2 separate regions of the Homo sapiens genome follow, and region 1 is linked to region 2. The links are chromatin loops, found by intact Hi-C in ENCODE. Cell type or tissue: psoas muscle. All regions are shown on one strand. Each heading gives the region's core, and the rest is flanking DNA. Links, peaks and the distances in the headings are about the cores only.

Region 1 (8,000 bases), core at 1-8,000, 63 kb after region 2:
AGATTTGAGGAGGTTGCTCGCAGTGGGGGGATTTGAGGAGGTTGCACACAGTGGGGGTGATTTGAGGAGGTTGCACACAGTAGGGTGATTTGAGGAGGTTGCACACAGTGTGAGGGATTTGGGGAGGTTGCAGAGAGTGGGGGTGATTTGGGGAGGTTGCAGAGAGTGGGGGTGATTTGGGGAGGTTGCAGAGAGTGGGGGTGATTTGGGGAGGTTACAGAGAGTGGGGGTGATTTGGGGAGGTTGCAGAGAGTGGGGGGGATTTGGCGAGGTTGCAAAGAGTGGGCGGGATTTGGGGAGATTGCACACAGTGTCGTGATTGGGCGAGGTTGCACACATTGAGGGGTGTTTTGGGGAGGTTGCACAGAGTGGGGGGGATATGGGGCGGTTGCACAGAGTGTGGGGGTTTGGGGAGTTTGCACAGAGTGGGAGGGATTTGAGGAGGTTGCACACAGTGGGGGCAATTTTGGGAGGTTGCACAGAGTCGGGAGGATTTGGGGAGGCTGCACACAGTGGGAGGGATTTGGGGAGGTTGCTCACAGTGGGAGGGATTTGGGGAGGTTGAACACAGTGGGGGCAATTTTGGGAGGTTGCACAGAGTCGGGAGGATTTGGGGAGGCTGCACACAGTGGGAGGGATTTGGGGAGGTTGAACACAGTTGGGGGATTTAGGGAAGTTGCTGACATTAGGGGGGATTTGAGAAGGGTCCACACAGTGGGGGGAATATGAGGCGGTTGCACACAGTGGGGGCGATTTGGGGTGGTTGCAGACAGTGTGGGGATTTGGGGAGGTTGCTCACAGTGGGGGGGATTTGGGGAGGTTGCACACAGTGGGGGGTTTTGGGGAGGTTGCACACAGTGGGGGGATTTGGGGAGGTTGCACACAGTGGGGGGATTTGAGGAGGTTGCACATAGTGGGGGTATTTGGGGGGGTTGCACACAGTGGGAAAGATAGGGTGAGGTTGCACAGAGTGGAGGGATTTGAGGAGGTTGCACATACTGGGGGGATTTGAGGAGGTCGCACATAGTGGGGGGATTTGGGGAGGTCGCACAGAGTGGGGGGGATTTGGGGAGGTTGCACACAGTGGGGGGATTTGCGGAGGTTGCACACAGTGGGGGTATTTGGGGAGGTTGCACGCAGTGAAGGGATTTCAGGAGGTTGCACACAGTCGGGGGATTTGAGGACGTTGCCCCCCATGGGGGGATTTGAGGAGGTTGCACACAGTGGGGGGGATTTGAGGAGGTTGCACACAGTGGGGGGGATTTGAGGAGGTTGCACACAGTAGGGGGATTTGAGAAGGTTGCACACAGTGTGGGGGATTTGGGGAGGTTGCAGAGAGTCGGGGAGTTGGGGAGGTTGCACAGAGTGTGGGGGATTTGGGGAGGTTGCACACATCGTGGGATTTTGTGACGTTGCCCACAATGGGGGGGATTTGGGGGGGTTGCACAGAGTGGGGGAGATTTGGGGAGGTTGCACAGAGTGAGGGGGATTTGAGGATGTTGCACACAGTTGATGGGATTTCGGGAGGTTGCACACAGTGGTGGGGATTTGGAGAGGTTGAATACAGTTTAGGGGATTTAGGGAAGTTGCACACACTGGGGATATTTGGGGACGTTGCACACACTTGGGGGGATTTGAGGAGGTTTCTCACAGTGTGGGGATTTTAGGAGGTTGCTCACACTGGCGGGGGATTTGAGGAGGTTGCACACAGTGGGGGGATTTTTGGGGGGTGCACACAGTGGGGGACTAGAGGAGGTTGCACACAGTGGGAGGGATTTGGGGAGGTTGGACACAGTGGGGGGATTTGAGGAGGTTGCACATAGTGGGGGAGATTTTGCGAGGTTGCGCATAGGGAGATTTTGGGAGGTTGCAAACAGTGGGGGGATTTGAGGAGGTTGCACAGAGTGTGGGAGACTTGGGGAGGTTGCAGAGAGTGGGGGTGATTTGGGGAGGTTGCACACAGTGTCGTGATTGGGCGAGGTTGCACACAGTGAGGGGTGTTTTCGGGAGGTTGCACAGAGTTGGGGGGATATGGGGAGGCTGCAAGGGGGGGGTTTGGGGAGTTTGCACAGAGTGGGAGGGATTTGAGGAGGTTGCACACAGTGGGGGCAATTTTGGGAGGTTGCACAGCGTCGGGGGGATTTGGGGAGGCTGCACACAATGGGAGGGATTTGGGGAGGTTGCTCACAGTGGGGGGATTAGAGGAGGTTGCACACAGTGGGGGGATTTGAGGAGATTGCTCACAGTGGGGGGATTTGAGGAGGTTGCACGCAGTGGGGGGATTTGAGGAGGTTGCACACAGTGGGGGTGATAGGAGGTTGCACACAGTACGGGGATTTGAGGAGGTTGCTCACATTGGGGGGATTTGAGAAGGTTGCTCTGAGTGGTGGGGGATTTGAGGAGGTTGCACACGGTGGGGCATTTGGGGAGATTGCTCACAGTGGGGGGATTTGGGGAGGTTGCAACAAGTGGGATTTGGGGAGGTTGCTCACAGTGGGGGGATATGGGGAGATTGCACACAGTGGGGGGATTTGGGAAGGTTGCTCACAGTGGGGGCATTTGGGGATGTTGCAGACAGTGGGGGGATTTGGGGACGTTGCACATAGTGGGGGGATTTGGGGAGGTTGCACACAGTGGGGGAATTTGGGGACGTTGCACACAGTGGGGGGATTTGGGGAGGTTGCACACAGTGGGGGGATTTGAGGAGGTTGCACAGAGTGGGGGGATTTAGCACGGTTGCACACAGTGGGGGGGATTTGAGGAGGTTGCACAGAGTGGGGGGGATTTGGAGAGGCTGCACACAGTGGGGGGATTCAGGGAGGTTGCACACAGTGGGGGGATTCGGGGAGGTTGCACACAGTGGGGGGATTTGGAGAGGTTAAACACAGTTGGGGGGATTTAGGGAAGTTGCACACACTGGGGAGATTTGGGGAGGTTGCACAGAGTTGGGATTTGAGGAGGTTACTCACAGTGGGGGGATTTTAGGAGGTTACTCACAGTGGGGGGATTTTAGGAGGATGCGCACACTGGGAGGATTTGTGGGGGTTGCACACAGTGGGGGACGTGAGGAGGTTGCACACAGTGGAGAGGATTTGGGGAGGTTGCACACAGTGGGGGATTTGAGGAGGTTGCACACAGTAGGAGGATTTGGGGAGGTTGCTCACAGTGGGGGGATTGGAGGAGGTTGCACACAGTGGGGGGATTTGAGGAGGCTGCACACAGTGTGGGGGATTTGGGGAGGTTGCACAGAGTGGGTGGGATTTGGGGAGGTTGCACAAGGTAGGGGGGATTTGGGGAGGTTGCACACAGTGGTGGATGTGGTGAGGTTGCACACAGTGGGGGGGATTTGGGGAGGTTTCACAGACTGGGGTAGATTTGGGGCGGTTGCACAGAGTGGGGCGATTTGGGGAGTTTGCAAAGAGTGGGAGGGATTTGAGGAGGTTGTACACAGTTGGAATTTGGGGAAATTGCACAGAAGGGGGGATTTGAGGAGGTTGCACACAGTTGAGAGATTTGAGGAGGTTGCACACAGTGGGGGGATTTGAGCAGGTTGCACACCGGGTGATTTGAGGAGGTTGCACACAGTGGCGGGATTTGGGGTGGTTGCTCACAATGGGGGGACTTGGGGGGTTGCAGACTTGGGAGGATTTGTGGAGGTTGCACACAGTGGGGGAATTTGTGTTTTTGCTCACTGTGGGGGAGATTTGGGGGGTTGCCTACATTGGGGGGATTTGGGGAGGTTTCACACAGTGGGGGGATTGGAGGAGGTTGCACACAGTGGGGGGATGTGGGGGTTTGCTCACAGTGGGTGAGATTTGGTTGGGTTGCACACAGTGCGGGGATTTGAGGAATGTTGCACACAGTGGGGGATTTGTGCTTTTGCTCACAGTGGGGGAGATCTGGGGGGGTTGCACACAGTGGGGAGATTTGAGGAGGTTGCACATAGTGGGAGGATTTGAGGAGGTTCCTCACATTGGGGGGATTTGAGGAGGTTGCACGCAGTGGGGTATTTGAGGAGGTTGCACGCAGTGGGGGGATTTGAGGAGGTTGCTCACATTGGGGGGATTTGAGGAGGTTGCACGCAGTGGGGGGATTTGAGGAGGTTGAACACAGTGGGGGGGATTTGAGGAGGTTGCACACAGTATGGGGATTTGAGGAGGTTGCATACAGTGTGTGGGATTTTGGGAGGTTGCACAGAGTGGGGGGGATTTGGGGAGGTTGCCCAGAGTGGGAGAAATTTGGTGAGGTTGCACACAGTGGCGGGATTTTGTGTGGTTGCCCACAATTGGGTGGGATTTGGGGAGGTTGCACAGATTGGGGGGGGATTTGGGGAGTCTGCAGAGAGTAGGGGTGACTTGGAGAGGTTGCACAGAGTGGTGGGGATGTGAGGAGGTTGCACACAGTTGGTATTTGGGGAAGCTGAACACAGTTGGAGGGATTTAGGGAAGTTGCACACACTGGGAGGATTTGGGGAGGTCGCACACAGATGGGGGGATTTGAGGAGGTTGCACACAGTGGGGTATTTGAGGAGGTTGCTCACAGTGGCGGAGGATTTGAGGAGGTTGCACACAGTGGGGGGGATTTGGGGTGGTTGCACACAGTGCGGGGATTTGGGGAGGTTGCTCACGGGGGGTATTTTGGGAGGTTACACAGTGAGGGGATTTGGGGAGGTTACACAGTGAGGGGATTTGGGGAGGTTGCTCACAGTGGGGGTTTTGGGGAGGTTGCACACAGTGGGGGGATTTGAGTAGGTTGCATATAGTTGGGGGATTTGGGGCGGTTGCACACAGTGGGAGGGATAGGGGAGGTTGCACAGAGTGGGGGGATTTGAGGAGGTTGCACACAGTGGGGGTATTTGCGGAGGTTGCAGAAAGTGGGGGGATTTGGGGAGGTGGCACACAGTGAGGGGATTTGAGGAGGTTGCTCACAGTGGGGGGATTTGAGGAGGTTGCACACAGTGGGGGGGATTTGAGGAGGTTGCACACAGTGTGGGGATTTGAGTAGGTTGCACAGAGTGTGGGGGATTTGTGGAGGTTGCACAGAGTGGAGGGGATTTGGGGAGGTTGCACACACCGGGGGATTTTGTGACATTGCCCACAAAGCAGGGGATTTGGGGAGGTTGCACAGAGTGGGGAGGATTTGGGGAGGTTGCATAGATTGGGGGGGATTTGGGGAGGTTGCATAGATTGGGGGGGATTTGGGGAGGTTGCACAGAGTGGTGGGGATTTGAGGATGTTGCACACATTAGGTGGGATTTGGGGAGGTTGCATACAGTGGGGGGGGGATTTGGGGAGGATGAACACAGTTTGGGGGATTTAGGGAAGTTGCACACACTGGGGAGATTTGGGGAGGTTGCACAGAGTTGGGGGGATTTGTGGAGGTTGCTCACAGTGGCGTGGGATTTGAGAAGGTTGCACACAGTGAGAGGATTTGAGGAGGTTGCGAACACTGGGAGGATTTGCGGGGGTTGCACACAGTGGCGGACTTGAGGTTGCACACAGTGGAGGGGATTTGGGGAGGTTGCACACAGTTGGGGGATTTGAGGTTTCACACAGCATGTTGATTTGGGGGGGTTGCTCACATTGGGGGGCATTTGGGGGGTTGCACACAGTGGGGGGAATTGAGGTTGCACACACTGGGGGGATTTGTGGTTTTGCTCACAGTGGGGGAGATGTGGGGTGTTTGCACACTGTGGGGGGACTGGGGTGGTTGCTCACAGTGGGGGGGACTTGGGGGTGTTGCACACATCGGGGGGATTTGAGGAGGTTGCACACAGTGGGGGGATTTGAGGAGGTTGCACACAGTGGGGGGATTTGGAGGTTTGCACATGGAGGGATGGGGGAGGTTGCACAGAGTCGGGGGGATTTGGGGAGGTTGCGCACAGTGGGAGGATTTGGGGAGGTTGCGCACAGTGGGGGGATTTGGGGAGGTTGCACACAGTGGGCGGATTTGGGGAGGTTGCACACAGTGGGGGATTTGGGGAGGTTGCTCACAGTGGGGAGATTTGGGAAGGTTGTAAACAGTCGGGGGATATGAGGAGGTTGCGCACAGTGGGGGGATTTGAGGAGGTTGCACACAGTATTGGGATTTGAGGAGTTTGCACACATTGTGGGGGATTTTGGGAGGTTGCACAGAGTGGGGGGCATTTGGGTAGGTTGCACACGGGGAAATTTGGTGAGGTTGCACACAGTGGCGGGATTTAGTGTGGTTGCCCACAGTGGGGTGAGATTTGGGGAGTTTGCAGAGTGGGGGTGATTTGGGGAGTTTGCACAGAGTCGGGGGGATTTGGGGGAGGTTGCACATAGTGGGTGGGATTTTGGGGCTTGCACACATTGGGGGGATTTGAGGAGGTTGCACACAGTGGGGGGATTTGTGGTTTTGGTCATAGGGAGATTTGGGGGGTTTGCACACAGTGGGGGGATTTTGGGAGGTTACACACAGTGGGGGGATTTGAGGAGGTTGTACCCAGTGGGGGTTTTGGGGGTTTGCTCACAGTGGGGGAAATTTGGGGGTGTTGCAAACAGTGGGGGGTTTTGGGGAGGTTGCACACAGTGGGGGGATTTGAGGAAGTTGCACACATTGGGGGGATTTGTGGTTTTGCTCACAGTGGGGGAGATTTGGTGGAGTTGCACATAGTGAGGGGATTTGAGGAGGCACACAGTGGGGGGGATTTGAGGAGGTTCCACAGAGTAGGGGATTTGAGGAGGTTGCACCCAGTGTGAGGGATTTGGGGAGGTTGCACACAGTGAGGGGATTTGAGCAGGTTGCACAGTGGGGGGACTTGGGCGGATTGCACACAGTGGGGGACTTGAGGAGGTTGCACACAGTGAGGGTGATTTGGGGAGGTTGCACACAGTTTGGGGATTTGAGCAGGTTGCACACAGTAGGGGGATTTGGGGGGGTTGCACACAGTGGGAGGGATAGGGGGAGGTTGCACAGAGTTGGGGGATTTGGCGAGGTTGCTCAGAGTTGGGTGGATTTGGGGAGGTTGCACACACTGGGGGGATTTGGGGAGGTTGCACAGAGTCGGGATTTGAGGAGGTTGCACACAGCGGGGGAGATTTGAGGAGGTTGTACAGTGCGGGCAATTTGAGGAGGTTACATCACAGTGGGGGGATTTGGGGAGGTTGCTCAGAATGTGGGGATTTGGGGAAGTGGCACACAGTTGGGGGATTTGAGGAGGCTGCTCATAGTGGGGCGATTTGGGGAGGTTGCTCACAGTGAGTAGAGTTGTAAAGGTTGCACACACTGGGGGGAATGTGGGGAGTTTGCACACAGTGGGGGGATTTGGGGAGGTTGCCCACAGTGGGGGGATTTGAGGAGGTTGCAGGCAGTAGGGGGATTTGAGGAGGTTGCACACAGTGAGCGGATTTGAGGAGGTTACACACAGTAGGGGGATTGGGGGGGTTGCACACAGTGGGGGACCTGAGGTTGCACACAGTGGGTGGGATTTGGGGAGGCTGCACACAGTGGGAGGATTTGAGGAGGTTGCACACAGTGGGTGGGATTTGGGGGGTTGCACACAGTGGGGGGATTTGGGGGGGTTGCACACAATGGGAGGGAAAGTTGGAGGTTGCACAGAGTGGGGGGGATTTGGGGAGGTTGAACAGAGTGGAGGGATTTGGGGAGGTTGCTTACAGTAGGGGGATTTGGGGTGGTTGCACACAGTGTGGGGATTTGAGGAGGTTGCTCACTGTGAGGAGATTTGAGGAGGTTGCACACAGTGGGGGGATTTGAGGAGGTTGCACACAGTGGGGTGGATTTGAGGAGGTTGCACACAGGATGGGGATTTGAGGAGGTTGCACACAGTTTGGGGGATTTTGGGAGGTTGCACAGAGTTGGGGGTATTTGGGGAGGTTGCACGGAGTGGGGGGAATTTGGTGAGGTTGCACACAGTGGCAGGATTTGGTGTTGTTGCCCACAATGGGGGGGATTTGGGAAGGTTGCACAGAGTGGGGGGGATTTGGTGAGTTTGCAGAGAGTAGGGGGGATTTGGGGAA
Region 2 (15,367 bases), core at 3,525-11,524:
AAGTTCACCGAGCGAGGCTGACAGCTGGGCTTCTGCCTGCAAATCCATGTTTGTTCTGATGGAGCTTGACAGCATAGACCTGCTCAGATACAGACTCTCCAATGCTGCCTACAAGCCCTGAGGAGTGGGGACCAGAGGAGGCATCACGGGATCTCCCAGGGCCAGGCCAGGGAACACCTGGAGGTTCTGAGACTCAGGGGAAGCTTTGACACCAAAGATGCCGCCGAGAGTGGGGAGCCCAGAGGGTGTGCAGGGCCACGCAGCCGGTGCCTGCATGTGTGTGTCTGTGATCTCTTTGTGTGTATGATCTCTGTGTATGCATATGATCCGGTGCCTGGTGCAGCCTCCGCGTGCTCAGCTTCTGCTGTGGGTGCCCTGCCCTGGGGCCCAGCCCGGTTTGGGACGTGAGAGACTCGAGGGTGCTCTGTGCCCATCAGCTGCCTGGCACCTCCCTCGTTGGCTAGGAGTCAGCAAGGCCTGTTTTCCGCATTGCCTATTTCCCACTTTCCTGGGACAGCTGTGTCTGCAGTCGTCACCAAAGGCACGGATGGTGTCCAGCTCCTCAGCCCTGACCCCACAGGGACCTCCTCCCACTCCTGGGGCAGTGGTTGCCACCAGCTTGCTGTGTCCCAGCGCAGGGGCAGCACCCTCCTTCCCCTCTGCACGCCGTCCTGCAGGCATCTCTTCACTTCCCCAACTCTTAGAGCTGCAAGTCGTCACAAAAAGGAAGATTGAAAGGCAGGAGGCTGTGTGTCTGCATGTGCACCTGCGTGTGTATGATTGTGTGTGCATGTGTATGTGTGTGTGATCTGTGTGTGTATGATCTCACTGTACGCATATGATCTCTGCATGTGTGTGTGTCTGTGATTTCTATGTGTGTGAATGTGTATGCATGTGTGTGCATGTGTGATCTCTGTGTGTGTGCATCTGTGGTGTGTGTGTTTGCGTGTGTGTCTGATCTGTGTGTGTGCATCTGTGGTGTGTGTGTTTGCATGTGTGTGTCTGATCTGTGTGCGTGCATCTGTGGTGTGTGTGTTTGCGTGTGTGTGTCTGATCTGTGTGCGTGCATTTGTGGTGTGTTTGCATGTGTGTGATCTGTGTGTGTGCATCTGTGGTGTGTGTGTTTGCATGCGTGTGTCTGATCTGTGTGCGTGCATCTGTGGCGTGTGTCTGATCTGTGTGTGTGCATCTGTGGTGTGTGTGTTTGCGTGTGTGTCTGATCTGTGTGTGTGCATCTGTGGTGTGTGTGTTTGCGTGTGTATGTGTGATCTGTGTGCTCGCATCTGTGGTGTGTGTGTTTGCGTGTGTGTCTGATCTGTGTGTGCTTGCATGTGTGTGTCTGATCTGTGTGTGCGCATCTGTGCTGTTTGCATGTGGGTGTGATCTGTGTGTGTGCATCTGTGGTGTGTGTGTTTGCATGTGTGTCTGATCTGTGTGTGTGCATCTGTGGTGTGTGTGTGTCTGATCTGTGCGTGTGCATCAGTGGTGTGTGTGTGTCTGATCTGTGCGTGTGTATCTGGTGTGTGTGTTTGCGTATGTCTGATCTGTGTGTGTGCATCTGTGGTGTGTGTGTTTGCGTATGTCTGATCTGTGTGTGTGCATCAGTGGTGTGTGTGTTTGCGTGTGTGTGTCTGATCTGTGTGTGTGCATCTGTGGTGTGTGTGTTTCCATGAGTGTGTCTGATCTGTGCGTGTGCATCTGTGGTGTGTGTGTTTGCATGAGTGTGTCTGATCTGTGCGCGTGCATCTGTGGTGTGTGTGTTTGCATGTGTCTGATCTGTGTGCTTGCATCTGTGGTGTGTGTGCGTGTGTGTCTGATCTGTGTGCGTGCATCTGTGGTGTGTGTGCGTGTGTCTGATCTGTGTGCGTGCATCTGTGGTGTGTGTGTTTGCGTGTGTGTGCCTGATCTGTGTGTGTGCATCTGTGGTGTGTGTGTTTGTGTGTGTGTGTCTGATCTGTGTGAGTGCATCTGTGGTGTGTGTGTTTGCATGTGAGTGTGTGTGCATCTGTGGTGTGTGTGTGTGTGTCTGATCTGTGTGTGTGCATCTGTGGTGTGTGTGTTTGGGTGTGTGTGATCTGCGTGTGTGTGTGCATCTGTGGTGTGTGTGTTTGCATGTGTGTGTCTGATCTGTGTGTGTGCATCTGTGGTGTGTGTGTCTGATCTGTGTGCATGTATCTGTGGTGTGTGTGTTTGCGTGTGTGTCTGATCTGTGTGTGTGCATCTGCAGTGTGTGTGTTTGCGTGTGTGTCTGATCTGTGCATCTGTGGTGTGTGTGTTTGCATGAGTGTGTCTGATCTGCGTGCTGGTATCTGTGGTGTGTGTGTTTGCGTGTGTGTCTGATCTGTGTGTCTGCATCTGTGGTGTGTGTGTTTGCATGTGTGTGTCTGATCCGTGTGCTCGCATCTATGGTGTGTCTGCATGTCTGTGTCTGATCTGTGTGCATCTGTGGTGTGTGTGTTTGCGTGTGTATGTGTGATCTGTGTGCTCGCATCTGTGGTGTGTGTGTTTGCTTGTGTGTGTCTGATCTGTGTGCTCGCATCTGTGGTGTGTGTGTTTGCTTGTGTGTGTCTGATCTGTGTGTGTGCATTTGTGCTGTTTGCATGTGTGTGTGATCTGTGTGTGCATCTGTGGTGTGTGTGTTTGCGTGTGTCTGATCTGTGTGCATGCATCTGTGCTGTGTGTTTGTGTTTGTGCGTGTGTCTGATCTGTGTGTGTGCATCTGTGGTGTGTGCGTGTGTGTGATCTGTGTGCGTGCATCTGTGGTGTGTGCGTGTCTGTGTCATATCTGTGTGTGTGCATCTGTGGTGTGTGTGACTGTGTGTGATCTGTGTGCGTGCATCTGTGGTGTGTGTGTTTGCATGTGTGTGATCTGTGTGCGCGCATCTGTGGTGTGTCTGATCTGTGTGTCTGCTTCTCTGTTGTGTGTGTTTGCATGTGTGTGTCTCATCTGTGTGCTCTCCTCTGTGGTGTGTGTGTTTGCATGTGTGTGTCTGATTTGTGTGTGTTCATCTGTGGTGTGTGTTTGCGTGTGTCTGATCTGTGTGCGTGCATCTGTGTTGTGTGTGTTTGCGTGTGTGTGTCTGATCTGTGTGCGTGCGTCTGGTGTGTGTGTTTGCGTGTGTGTGTCTGATCTGTGTGCTCACGTCTGTGGTGTGTGTTTTTGCGTGTGTGCGTCTGATCTGTGTGCGTGCATCTGTGGTGTGTTTGCTTGTGTGTGTCTGATCTGTGTGCTCGCATCTATGTTGTGTGTGTTTGCGTGTGTGTGTCTTATCTGTGTGCTTGCATCTGTGGTGTGTGTGTTTGCATGTGTATGTGTGATCTGTGTCCTCGCATCTGTGGTGTGTGCGTGTGTGTGTCTGATCTGTGTGCTCGCATCTGTGGTGTGTTTGCGTGTGTCTGATCTGTGTGCGTGCATCTGTGGTGTGTGTGTTTGCGTGTGTGTGTCCGATCTGTGTGCTCGCATCTGTGGTGTGTGTGTTTGCATGTGTATGTGTGAACTGTGCGAATCTGTGGTGTGTTTGTATGTTTGTGTCTGATCTGTTTGCATGTATCTGTGCTTTCTGTGTGTGCATGTCCATGGCCCATGCATGTGCCTATGCGTGCACGTGTTTGTGCTCTGTGTCGTGTGCCTGTATTTACGTGAGTCGTTTGGTAGGAGGCTGCAGCTCAATGCTGCTGTGCGCTCCATCTCTGGGCCCTGCACAGAACCCCGGGGGGCTTCCTCCCTCACGGGCCCCCCCTCCGGGAACACTGCCAGCCTCCTGCCTGCTGTGTGCAGCCCTGTGGACACACGGACAAGAGCCACTGTCCCCACCCACAAGTCTGCCCTGGTCAGTGGGGCAAATGAAAATGTCCGTCCTGATCACAGAGTAGGCTCAGGTGCAGGGATGGGCTGCCCAGCGTGTCCAGGAGAAGAGGGCAGTAAGCTCTCAGCAAGGGATGCTCTGGAAGCTTCCTGGAGGGTGAAATGTCTGCTGAGCTGAGGTCTTGGAGAGAAGTGGACGCTAGCCTGCGGGGTGGGAGACCAGGGGGCAGCAGAGCCTGGTGCAGGGCCTGAGGCTGGGCCTGTGTGCTGCGCGTACCGGGTGCTGTGTCACAGGCCTGGGAGGATCCCACTGTGCTGAAGCGCTCACAGTTTAAAGGACCTTCTGGCGGCTTCGCGAAGAGCAGAATGAGAAGGGGCTGGGGTGGCCGTGGGAGGGAGGCGGGCCAGAAGGCCTCGTTTGAGGATGAGAATAAAAGACGAAGGCAGAGGTTGGAGAGATGCGGCTTCCAGCCCAGGAGCACTGGGGTGTGCAGGGGCGGGTCCCCAGGTGCTCGTGGAGCAAGGGGACCTCGTGTCTCAGGTCTCAGCTCAGCCCGGTTGTTGTTTCCGTGGCAGCCAGCCCTCAGGGCCTGTCTGCAGGAGCTGCCCCTCGGTTCAAGCACCAGCGGTAGAAGCCTCTTCCTTTTCTAGGCGTTCCTGAAGCACCAAGCTCAGCAAAATTCCCTCTCTCCTTGTTCATTATGAGTCGGTGTGCTGTGGTGGGAAAACAGTCTTTGGAGGTTTTTGTTTGAGGCCATTTACTATGATGTCGTTTGACACTTTATCTCTTTGGACCTCCTTTCTCTACAACTTGTATCTGTGGATTCCTACGGACCTGAAAGGCTCTAGATGCCGAGCTGATGGCCTTTGGCTGACGTTCAGGAAACTTCAGATGAAACGTTAAGTGCCCGAACCACAACTTAAGCAGATGTGTGAGTCAGAACCCTTATTGTCAGTGACAAAACCTCAGTTCAAAGGAACAGAGATGGGAGTGGGGCCCAGGCCTCGTCTCTGCTTCTCCCCGCCATTGGCTTGGGCCTCTCCGCCAGGCCCCTCTGCTCGGCTGGGAACAGGACTCCTGGCGGGTCCCAGCAGGCGACATCTGGCTCTTGGCAGCAAGTCCAGGATTCTCTGTGGCCAGATGCCTGCTCACAGCCCCAGGGAGGGGCAGCAACCTGGCGGCCTGAGTCAGTGCCTGCGGCTGGGCTGGTCACTTGTGGAGTCTGTAAGATGACAGCAGCTTTTATGCAAAGCACATGCTGGAGTGTCAGGGCTCTTCCTCACAGCAAGGGCTCTTCCCAGAGGACAGGGATGCTGTAGGCATCGTGAGAGGCCTGGACGGAGCAGATGTGCAGCGAATCCAGCTTCCTCTGTCACCTGCCTTGGTCACTCGGCAGCTGTGACAACCACAGCAGATGGGGCTTACAAGCTGCAGACACTCGTCTCTCTGCTCTGGGGGCTGAAGTCCAAGACCAAGGCCCAGTGGGTTTGGTGTCTCGTGAGGACTGCTTCTTATTTCACAGACCTCTCCTGGGGGAAGGGGTGAGGGTCTCTCTGGGGTCTCTTAGAAGGGCACAGATCCACCCATGGGCTCCACACCATGACCTCATCACCTCCCAAAGGCCCCCAGCTCCTGGAACCATCACCTGGGGAGTCAGACACTTTGAGGGATACTGACGTGAAGGCCAAGGCACCGCTTTGCATTTTAAGGTTTATTGTGTTTATAAACCACAGGCACATTTTTTTTGTTTTTACCACAATGGAGCATAGCTTCTTTACAGGAAAGGTGTAATAACAGTATGACGTTTGCCTACTGTTAGAATAACTAACTAGTCATTTAGGTTTGTTCACTTTTTAAATTATTTTGCCCTCCACCATTTTAATTTTTTGCTTTTTTTTTTTTTTTTTTGAGACGGAGTCTTGCTCTGTCGCCTAGGCTGGAGTGCAGTGGTGTGATCTTGGCTCACTGCAACCTCCATCTCCTTGGTTCAAGTGATTCTCCTGCCTCAGCCTCCTGAGTAGCTGGGACTACAGGTGCCTGCCACCACGCCCAGCTAATTTTTGTTTGTTTGTTTGTTTTGGTATTTTTAGTAGAGACGGGGTTTCACCATGCTGGTCAGGCTGGTCTCGAACTCCTGACCTCGTGATTTGCCTGCCTTGGCCTCCCAAAGTGCTGGCATTACAGGCATGAACCACCACGCCCAGCCATTTTTTTTTTTTTTGCTCTTTTACTGCATTTAATGTGATGTCTATTTCGTGAGCAATAGTGAGTGTTAGGAAACTCAAAAGCCTTTTCTCCAGTTTTGCCCAAAGTATTCCCCATGAGTGTGGAATTATTACTAAGTGCTACTTTTGATGGGAAATATTGGCGACCTGAGCTATCCATCACCTTGACTGACGTCTTTGGTCCTGCCAAGGTCTTCTGGAACCTTCCAGCGTGTGGTGGGGTAGGGGTGCTGTTTCTGTTAGGAGGCTGGTGTGTCTTGCCCTCGAGTTCTTGGAAGTGTTTCTTAACATCTGCCAATAGCTGGGGCAGTTTATCCTGAAATTATCCTGAACCAGCAGTGCTTGCTCTTTGGGCCAATTTTTTTTTTCTAGGCTCCTTTGCATCTTATCAGGGGGAGTTTTCCTCCCCCTGATAAGTTTCTGGTCTGTGTTGCTTTCCCACACTTGAGAATACTCATCTGTTGTGAGACAGATGGAATTTCTGCCCCCAGCTGGGACCACTGGGAACCAACCCGGAGGCCGCTTCCCACTCTCCCCTCCCAGCAGGGCAGCCTGCGGGCTTAGGGGCCGCGCTCGCACAAACGGGCCAGGCTGGCTTCTCTTCCACCACGCGCGGTCCTCTGTGCATCCTGTAGTCCCAGCGCCAAGGCACCCTGGTGGTGCAGCAGGAAAAACCACCACCCAGATGCGAGCCCAGGCGCCGTGTTGGGGGTGGCCAAGGCCACAGCGCCCTCATCTGGGATTTGGGATGAGGACGCGTGGGATAGCAGCAGGCAATGCTCTTGTTGGCGCAGCAAAGCCGGAGATGGCCGAGCCTCACTGCAGCCCAGACCCGGCCCCCGAGCCTCAGGCCCAGCCGCTACCTGACGTCTCCCTGTGAAAACCCGAGGAGTGGGTCACCACCACGCACCTGCGAGGAACCTCTGGATTCTCCTCCAGCCCCTCCACCTGCCCCGGCTGGTGCTTCCATTTCAGCCTGGGTGCGTGTGTGAAGTTAGAGGTCAGGATCCGTGTTCGTCAGGTTAGCGGACGTGTGCTGGCAGCTGCGGCAAATAAATGACCAGCATCACGCACCGCGGGCTTGCTCCCCCCTCGTTCCCTTCTGTTCAGGCTGGGCGCTCGCAGGGACAACGCTCCTCCACGTTTGCCAGGACCTGGGCTCCATCCCCGGCGTGGAGCTGAGTCCTGCCGGCTGGGCTTCCTCCTGCAAAGGCCAGAGAGGTGCACAGTGGGCAACCGGCCCAGCTGGCCTAACCTGGCCGGAAATGACACATGTGACCCATTCACAGTCCAGCACCCACAAGGCAGGCCCCGCCTGGCCGTGGAGTGTGGCTGGAACACAGGCCTGCCTGCAAGGTGCCTTTAGGCTTGTCCCCTTCATAACCACAGAATGTAACATACCAGTCAATTCCGCAGGATTTTCTCCAAGATGCCTCTTGAACATCTGCATTTCTCCCCGCATTCTCTGCCCGGCTGCCCGGTGTCCCCTCCTCCACTCTGCCATTTCTCTGACTTTCCTCTCTTTACAGAAGACATTCTGCAGTGGTCCTCAGCTGGAGGCATCGTGCCCCCAGGGGACACTGGACATGCCCGGATCTGTTATTTGTCATTGTAACTAAAGAGGGAGCGCCTGCTCCCAGTGCAGGGAGGGCAGAGATACAGCAGCACCTCCCGCATCCGTAGGCCTGGCAGGTATCCCGGCCAACACAACAGGCAGAATTCAGGGGGCAGCCCCTGGGCTAGCTCATTTTCTCTCAGCGCCCCCCAGTGACTTCTTACTGCTTAAAGAATAAAATCTGCAATCTTTTCTCGGATCTACAAGCCCCTGCCTTGTGGGCTTCTCCCACTCCAACTCTGTTGACTTCCCTGCCATGCATGAGGTGCCGTCTAGTCTACGCAGCTTTCTCAGGTGGCACGTGGCTGGATGGGATTCAGAACCTCTGGGTCTGCCAAGACCTCTGCCTGGAGAGCCTATCTGCGGCTGGGCCCTCACCATCTGCACAGCCCTGCTTGGCAGTCCTTCCTCCTGCAGACCTTCCGGTCCAAGCTGCCTTCCTCCTGCTTCTGTGCTTTGTGTCCTGGTCATTTCCTTTGCAGCATTTAGGCCAAGCAGAATCATCTGCCGGATTTATTTGTTTACTTGTGTTGCACTAGTGATTGAGTTCAGCTGCTGATTTCCCAAAGAACAGTGGATTATTACAATAGAAACCCCAGGAACAGTCACTTTTATAAAAATACATTTTTCACTCATAAATCTGGGGGTGGGAGTGTCAGGCTGGTTTGGCAGCCCCATGTTTCTGCTGCACTGGGCCCTGTGCTCATGTCCTCATGGAGGCTGCTGGAGCTCCTGCCATTGTTTATTCGTTTCAGGCAGCAGGAAGAGACAAGGTCCAAGAGCAAAGTGGTGCCTGTTGGTTGGGTTTGTCCCCCTTTTAAGACAGTCTATAGCAATCCCTCCACAAAGCTTCCACCTACCTCTCTCTTGCCAGAGTATGACATGGGCTATTCCTGTCTGCAACACGGACTGAGAAAGACAAGTTTTCAGATGTGCAAATTGCTGCCTGGGAAATAGCAAACACAGGTCTTATTAGTAAGAAAAAAGAAAATGGCCACAAATTGTTTTTGTCTGGATTTCTGTCTGAAATTTATGCTCTCAGAAGAGAGAGTTTGAATTGTTCCCCCCTAGATCTCTGGCACTTCACACAGTGTCTGGAACGTGGCAAATTCTCAGTTAACCTTTGTTAGAGTCAAAGTAGATTTCTCATCTGCCTCTGTGGGTTTTTCACTCAAGACTCCAATACAGCCTCAGAATTCTCTGCACACAGGCAGTCAGACTTGACACTAGGGATTGCGATTTTTTCACCATATTTGCTGTTGGTGGTTTTTTAAACAGCAAATCTGGGGGCAGTGAAGGGGCATCAGAAGCTTTGCCAGTGGCCGGAGCAGCGGGGACCTCTCAGCTGCTCTGTGCAGGGGCCTCGCAGGTGCAGGACAGAGGGTCTTTGAAGGCAGAGACCGCAGCACCTTTCACTCCCACCCCTGAGAGAGGCATCATTAGGTTGACTCTTCACCAAAGGGTCCCTGCTGGATAGACTTCAGTAGGTTTGTGTTTTCAGGTTGACATGGGTTTGGGCACCCTGGTTCAATTGTCTTTTATATAGTTTCGGGGCTGGTTCAACTTGAAGCTGCGGCCAGAAGGACAGCCCCTTATTGCCTGGGCCCCTCCCCTGGGAAGGCGCTTGGCACTTCCTGGCCTTCTCCGGACCCTGGGCTTTTGAGCTGTCTCCTCTGAGCCAGGCTGCTGTCTGTTCTCATGATGTCTGTGGTCTGTGCCCCTCCTGCAGGACTCTTCTGAGATTTGCAGTTTACATCAGCATAGACCCAGCAGTTACAGTCACACTGGGTGTCTAAATGGGACCCACTGGGCGCCTGCTCCTGGGCCCTGCATGGTCTGTCTGCTCCACCACGGACATGCCGCTGCCCGGGGCTGGAGGCCAATGCATCCGCACACACAGGTTGCAGGCAGAGGCTCCGTTCAGCCAAGGAAGGAGCGAGCAGCTCTGCCCAGGTCTGCGCAGGCCTGGGGCCCTGGTGGGGGATTCGTGGTATGACCCGGCTCTGCCACCTACCGTCAGACCCTGCTTCTTCCTCCACACCCCCAGCCTCCTTGTCATAAAGGGTCCAGCCTTGGCCTTGTGGCCCCTGATAGTAACATCTCATGTGATATGTGTATTAATCTACTGGAGCAGCCATGACAAAACACCACAGGCTTTGGATTGAACCACAGGAATTTACTTCCTCTCAGTTCTGAAGGCGGGAAGTCCAGGACTAGGGGCCGGCAGAGCGGGGTCCTCCTGGGCCTCTCTGTGGGCTGTGGGCTGCGGGCAGGGCAGGGCCCTCCCCTGTGTCCTCATGTGGACCCCTCTATGCCCTCTGTGCGCCCTCCTCTCATGGGCCGTCGCCAAGTACAGTCGAGCTCCGAGGGGACCGGAGGCCACAGTGCAGCCCATGGTGCTGAGCAAGGCTGGAGCTGGAGGTGTCGGGGACATGGGTGTGGGGACATGGGTGTCGGGGACATGGGTGTGGGGACATGGATGTGGGTAGGGGACACGGGTGTGGGGACACGGGTATGGGGGACATGGGTGTCGGGGACATGGGTGTGGGGACATAGGTGTGGGTAGGGGACACGGGTGTGGGGACACGGGTGTGGGGACACGGGTGTGGGGGACATGGGTGTGGGGGACAGGGCAACAGACTGAGTGTCTTCAAGGCCCTGCCCAGCTCTCACGTCCAGGAGCCAAGTGGAGCCCAGGGTGGCTTCCGGCCGGTGGAGACCTGAGTGGGGGGAATGGGTGGTGTTGTCCATGCCCTGGGGTGGCAGCCCCTCTTGGAGAGCTTTGGGGAGCACTGTTGACCCAGGGTTCCAGGCTGAGGATCCGGCGGGGGCCATGGAAGGCTTTGGAAGGACTGAGTCGTCCTTTTGAGAGGTGGGGCCCTGCCCTCACCCAGAGCTGCATTCGCTTGTTCATTGTGTGAAAATGAAAGTTCCTGTGAGGGAAATCCATGAGCACAGGGCATAGACTGGCAGGGACAGAGGGACAGAGGGACGGGGGACAGAGAGACAGAGGGACAGAGGGATGGGGGAGAGAGGGACAGAGGGACAGAGTGGAGATGGACAGAGGGACAGGGCGGGGACAGAGGGACAGGGCAGGGATAGACGGACAGAGTGGGAACAGAGGGACAGGGCAGGGACACGGACAGAGGGACAGGGTGGGGACAGAGGGACAGGGATGGGACAGAGGGACAGGGTGGGGACAGAGGGACAGGGCGGGGACAGGGACAGAGGGACTGGGGGACAGAGGGACTGGGTGGGGACAGAGGGACAGGATGGGGACAGGGACAGGGTGAGGACAGAGGGACAGAGCAGGGACAGAGGGACAGAGCGGGGAGAGAGGGACAGGGACAGAGGGACAGGGCAGGAGGAGATAGGGACAGTGTTCGGACAGAGGGACAGGGTAGGGACAGAGGGACAGGGCGGGGACAGAGGGACAGAGGGACTGGGGGACAGAGGGACTGGGTGGGGACAGAGGGACAGGATGGGGACAGGGACAGGGTGCGGACAGAGGGACAGCAGGGAGAGAGGGACAGGGACAGAGGGACAGGGCAGGAGGAGAGAGGGACAGTGTTCGGACAGAGGGACAGGGTAGGGACAGAGGGACAGGGCGGGGACAGAGGGACAGAGGGACTGGGTGGGGACAGAGTGGAGACAGAGGGACAGGGAAGAGAGAGAGGGATAGGGCAGGAGGACAGAGGGACAGGGTGGGGACAGGGACAGGGCGGGAGGACAGAGGGACAGGCTCTCCATGGCCACTGACAAGGGCTTCTGCAGGCAGTGCTGCCTCCACATCTGTGTGGGAGCCCAGCCCATTAGGATAAAAGCTGCACCTTCAGGGTGTAGCTCCAGGATTCCCTGGGGACGGGGTGTCCCTGTTCCGGTGTGTCTCCCCACCCGGTCTCCCCACCTGGTCTCCCCACCTGGTCTCCCCACCTGGTCTCCCCCGGTCTCCACTGTGCAGGTTCCAGGGAGGGCCCTGTGGGTGGGGCCAGGGGTGGGGATGCTGGCCTGGATAGGAATCTGGGTGGGGAGGGCAGCCTGCTGGGCAGAGATGACCACAGGGAGGGCCGGCCTCGCCCTCTGCCAAGTTCCACCTCCACATTCCTTCTCCTTGTTTTCTACTCCCAGTCCTGAGGTCTCAGCTTTCCAGGGAGAAGTGGCAGCCAGGAGAGGCCAGGAGCCGGGGCCGCAGCGAGGGCACAGCCAGATGGACTGAAGCGCCCAGGGAGTAAGGGGGTGGGGGAGGAGCTGGGTGTCATCCCGGGCACCTTGATAGCTTGGGGGGCCTGGTCTTCCTCTTCCGGAACTTGTCCGTGAAGCTAATGAGCTGAGGAATCTCCTTGATTGCAGACCAGGAGGCAGAAAGGTTCTCTAATAAACACCTGCGCTGTGCCCGGCCTCCACATTTGCAGGGGGTGGGGCTCTTCACCTCCCCGGGACAGCCAGGCTCGTCCTAGGGACAGGTGAGGCTGAGTCAGTGCATTATGCAGGGGACCTGGGGCCAGAAAGGGATGGCCTTCACCCAAATCTCTGTGCAGCTGCTGAGGTCCAAGATGATTACTTCCCGAGAAGTGCTCTTAACTCACCTAAGGGGTCACCAAGGCAGGAGGACTCAGGCACGGGTGAGAATCAGCCTGTGTGGATCAGCCCTGTGTTGAACCTTTGCATGTAGCTCGGCGGACTCTGCACTGACGCATGGAGAGTTGGCAGCTCCCTCTTCATCTGAAGGGCTGGGGAGACACAGTTGCACACCTCCCCGTGGTTACCTGCACCTCCAGGTGTCCAGGGATCTTCCCCCAGACCCCAAGCCCAAGGGGCAGAGCTTTGCCATGGAGCACACAGTGGAACCCGGGGAGATGAGATGTGACAAGCTGTCCAGTTGGGAGGATGAGGTGTGACAAGCTGTCTTCTGGTTGAGCAGCCGTGGGATATGCATCCTCCTGGGAGGACGGGCTTGAATGCCCCTGTGATGTGGAGCTCACTGCTCTGGAGGATTTCTGTTCCTTCCATGGTGGCAGTAACTATTTGAACATTTAAAAAAATATTGTTTCAAAAATATCTTTCCATTACTTCCATTCCTTGGATGACCTGCGCTTTCCCCATAGGACACACGGACACGTTTAAATCTGGAACACGGCTCTGGCTCATGGGCTTCCAGGGACCATCTTAGAGGTGTCGGTGCCCATTTCTCTGAGAAGAGCTCCCGTAGACATAACTGGGCTCTGGGTGACTCCTTGATCACAGGCTCGGGCCTGCGTAGAGGAGCAGCCTGAAGACAGGCACCCAACCCCTCAACCCGCAGCCGCCCACCCCCTCAGCCTGCCGATGGCCGCCCACGCCCCTCAAGAGTGGCCGTCCTCTCCTGTCTGCCACTGCTCTGGGCTGAAGCTCTCAGGCAGCCCCCACGGTCTCTCCTTGGGGCTCGGTTGGGCTCGGCTCCATCGGCCTGGGACTCCCGGCTCCTTCCTCAACTCCGGTCTAGTAGGAGATGACCATGGTCAAGGAGACACGTGCTCCCCAGGGTGGAGGGCTGGAGTCCCAAAGCAGGAATGCTATGTTTTGTTGTTTACTCTGAAGAACCCCGGAGATTCATTAGGAAACAGGGCATGTGCTCCCGGGACATTTGGAAAATCAAATTTGAAAATATATATATATATTCACTGGGCTGTGAGATTAAAACTTGGCGGCAAAAAATATAACCTAGGTTTAGCCTGGCAAAAAAAGAGTCAATCTGAGGCCAAAAATCACTCCTGGGGCATCCCTAGGCATTCTGCACCAAAGCCTGGACCAGAGGGTGAGGAGGCCAAGAGGAGGCTATGCCCAGGGTCCCGGGGTGGGAAGAGGTGCCCCCAAGGCGCTGAGTCAGATGGGGTCTGAGGTGCTGCTGATTCAGAGGTGAATGAGACAGGCACACTTGCAGCCGGCAGAGGTCAGCACCCGAGCAACCAAATAAATAAGTACAAATTATGGTAGACAGCGGCTCAGGTTTTTAAAGTTGACCTGCTTTTGAAGCCTTTCTGGCGCCTATGCTGAGCTCTGATGGATGGAAAAGGGGGTAGTTCTCTAGCACAGGCCCCGTGAAGGCTCGGAAGCTGGGAATACAGAAGCCTCTATTCCGGCCAGGGAGGTGTTTACAGACCAGGCTGGTTTTAGGAAAATGCTCCCATTCCTTAAGAAAATTTGGAGCAGATGATCTCAGGGAACTGTTGCTGGGCCCGGGAACGGGTTGTGTAGTGTTTTTTAACGGCCAGTACAGAAGACAGCAACAGGCAGGAGGAAGGCAGGACAGAGAGAGACGGAGCGAGGGGCCTATCTCCATTTGCGCAGCCGGGCATGCTCGGAAGGCACAGTCTGGGGTGGGCAGGGCTCAGCTGGGTGGCTCTGCGACTGCTCCTCTTGGTGCTGTTGGGGGAGGGAATAACCTCTAGAGTGAGACCACCCCTCAGGCAAGGAGACAGGAATTGTCCTGAAAGTGGGGGGAGATTTTCCACAGGAAATATTGGGAGAGGAGGCAAGGCACTCAGGCTTGGACCCCGGGGGTCCTGGGAGACCCCTGCATGGGGCTCAGGGTGGGCCTCACGCTTGTCCTGGGAGGAGTGACCAGGCTCGGGTTCTCTGCTCTCACCCACTAATTCTACACCTTCAGGAGGGTCTATGACATCCACGTTTGACCTCTGCTCATGGTCCTGGGGGATCCGGCGGGCAAGTGGTGAAGGAACCTGGCCAGCGGGTAGTGCTGGCTGAGACCCGGGGGCTGGGACTCCCGTGAGAGCTCAGCAGGGCAGCGCCCGCGGTGGGTCAGAGTGCGCTGTCGGGGACAGAGAGGGAGCGGGGGTCCCGGAGAATCCAGCCCGACTTGGAAGAAGGAAGCCTCACTCCCTCCCCAGGGGACCCAGTGTCTCCCAGACCTTCTGTGCACTCAGCCCGGGGCCTGGTCAGGACCAGGACACCAACCCAGCAGGCCTGGGTGAGTTCTCAGGGAGCAGCTGGTATGGAGCCCGCAGGGCAGGAAGGAGGGAAGCAGGGGACGCCCAGGGTGGAGCCAGGGCGCAGGAGTGGGACTTGGCACGTCGTTATCCTTGAGACCCTGACTGCTGTGCCATGAATGATGGGGTCCTTCCTAGCTGCCCCTGGAGCGCAACCCTGTGCAGCAGAGGGGAGCCTGTGAGCGCAGCGAGTCACGCCCCTCTAATCTGGGACCAACACACTTTCTTTTGAAGTTTTAAATGTTTTCTGAAGTTGGCTCACACATTTTCTGCCCATTGTGGATTCTGTTTGTTCATAGATTCATACAGATGGGATACCTCTAATCTTTTTTGGAAGAAAGGTGAGATATAAATAAAAATGTATTAAGGCTGTGTATCCATGATCGAAAGCATACTTCAAAGTGCAACATGCTACTCAAATCCATGAGAGATTATTGTGTAATTATTGTTGAATTGAGCCTGCTCTATTTGTAATGAATTGACTGAAAGTTTGTCTGTATAAATGGTGTAAGATAATAGGCTCTTCAAGCTGTCAGATAAGAAAGGCTTATTGAAATACCTCCGTGAGCCTCGCTTGTAAGCCACATTCTTTACTTGGATAAATGGCATGACTTTGGCTTATTTTATGAACAGGAGATTCATACCTGTTTACTCTGCCATATTGCGACTGTTTTTCTTTCCTTCTCTGCCTTCTCTGCGATTCTTTAGACCATTGTCTGTCATTACAGTCCCAGG

Evidence for each region. Hi-C counts contacts between places; a loop is a spot of excess contacts. Peaks named below come from ENCODE experiments on the same cell type or tissue, not always from the same donor. Only the 100,000 strongest peaks of a DNase experiment are listed, where the experiment ranks them.
Region 1: it touches region 2 in a loop (6-fold over the local background); 2 of 110 quality-filtered maps call a loop at or near these places.

Annotation. Positions count from the first base shown.
Region 1 is chr2:1,523,973-1,531,972 of GRCh38, reverse strand. All of the region lies in intron 15 of TPO (thyroid peroxidase), which reads right to left. The region is part of intron 6 of LALTOP (lung cancer associated lncRNA targeting TOP2A); the gene reads left to right. Among named protein-coding and RNA genes, the nearest start is that of LALTOP, 97 kb to the left of the region's middle. In psoas muscle, for the core only: no CTCF peak of the experiment used is centred there; no DNase peak of the experiment used is centred there.
Region 2 is chr2:1,583,468-1,598,834 of GRCh38, reverse strand. All of the region lies in intron 4 of LALTOP (lung cancer associated lncRNA targeting TOP2A), which reads left to right. LOC124907722 (a long non-coding RNA gene) reads right to left here and starts at 7,949. Exons shown (of 2, transcript XR_007086187.1): 1 at 7,433-7,949; 2 at 5,503-7,235. RefSeq lists enhancers at 2,969-3,610, 3,611-4,253, 6,083-6,600, 6,601-7,120, 7,121-7,640 and 2 more. In psoas muscle, for the core only: a CTCF peak has its summit at 6,722 (motif pointing left); DNase peaks (open chromatin) are centred at 4,904, 6,734, 7,724, 7,994 and 1 weaker place; H3K27me3 peaks cover 2,577 bases.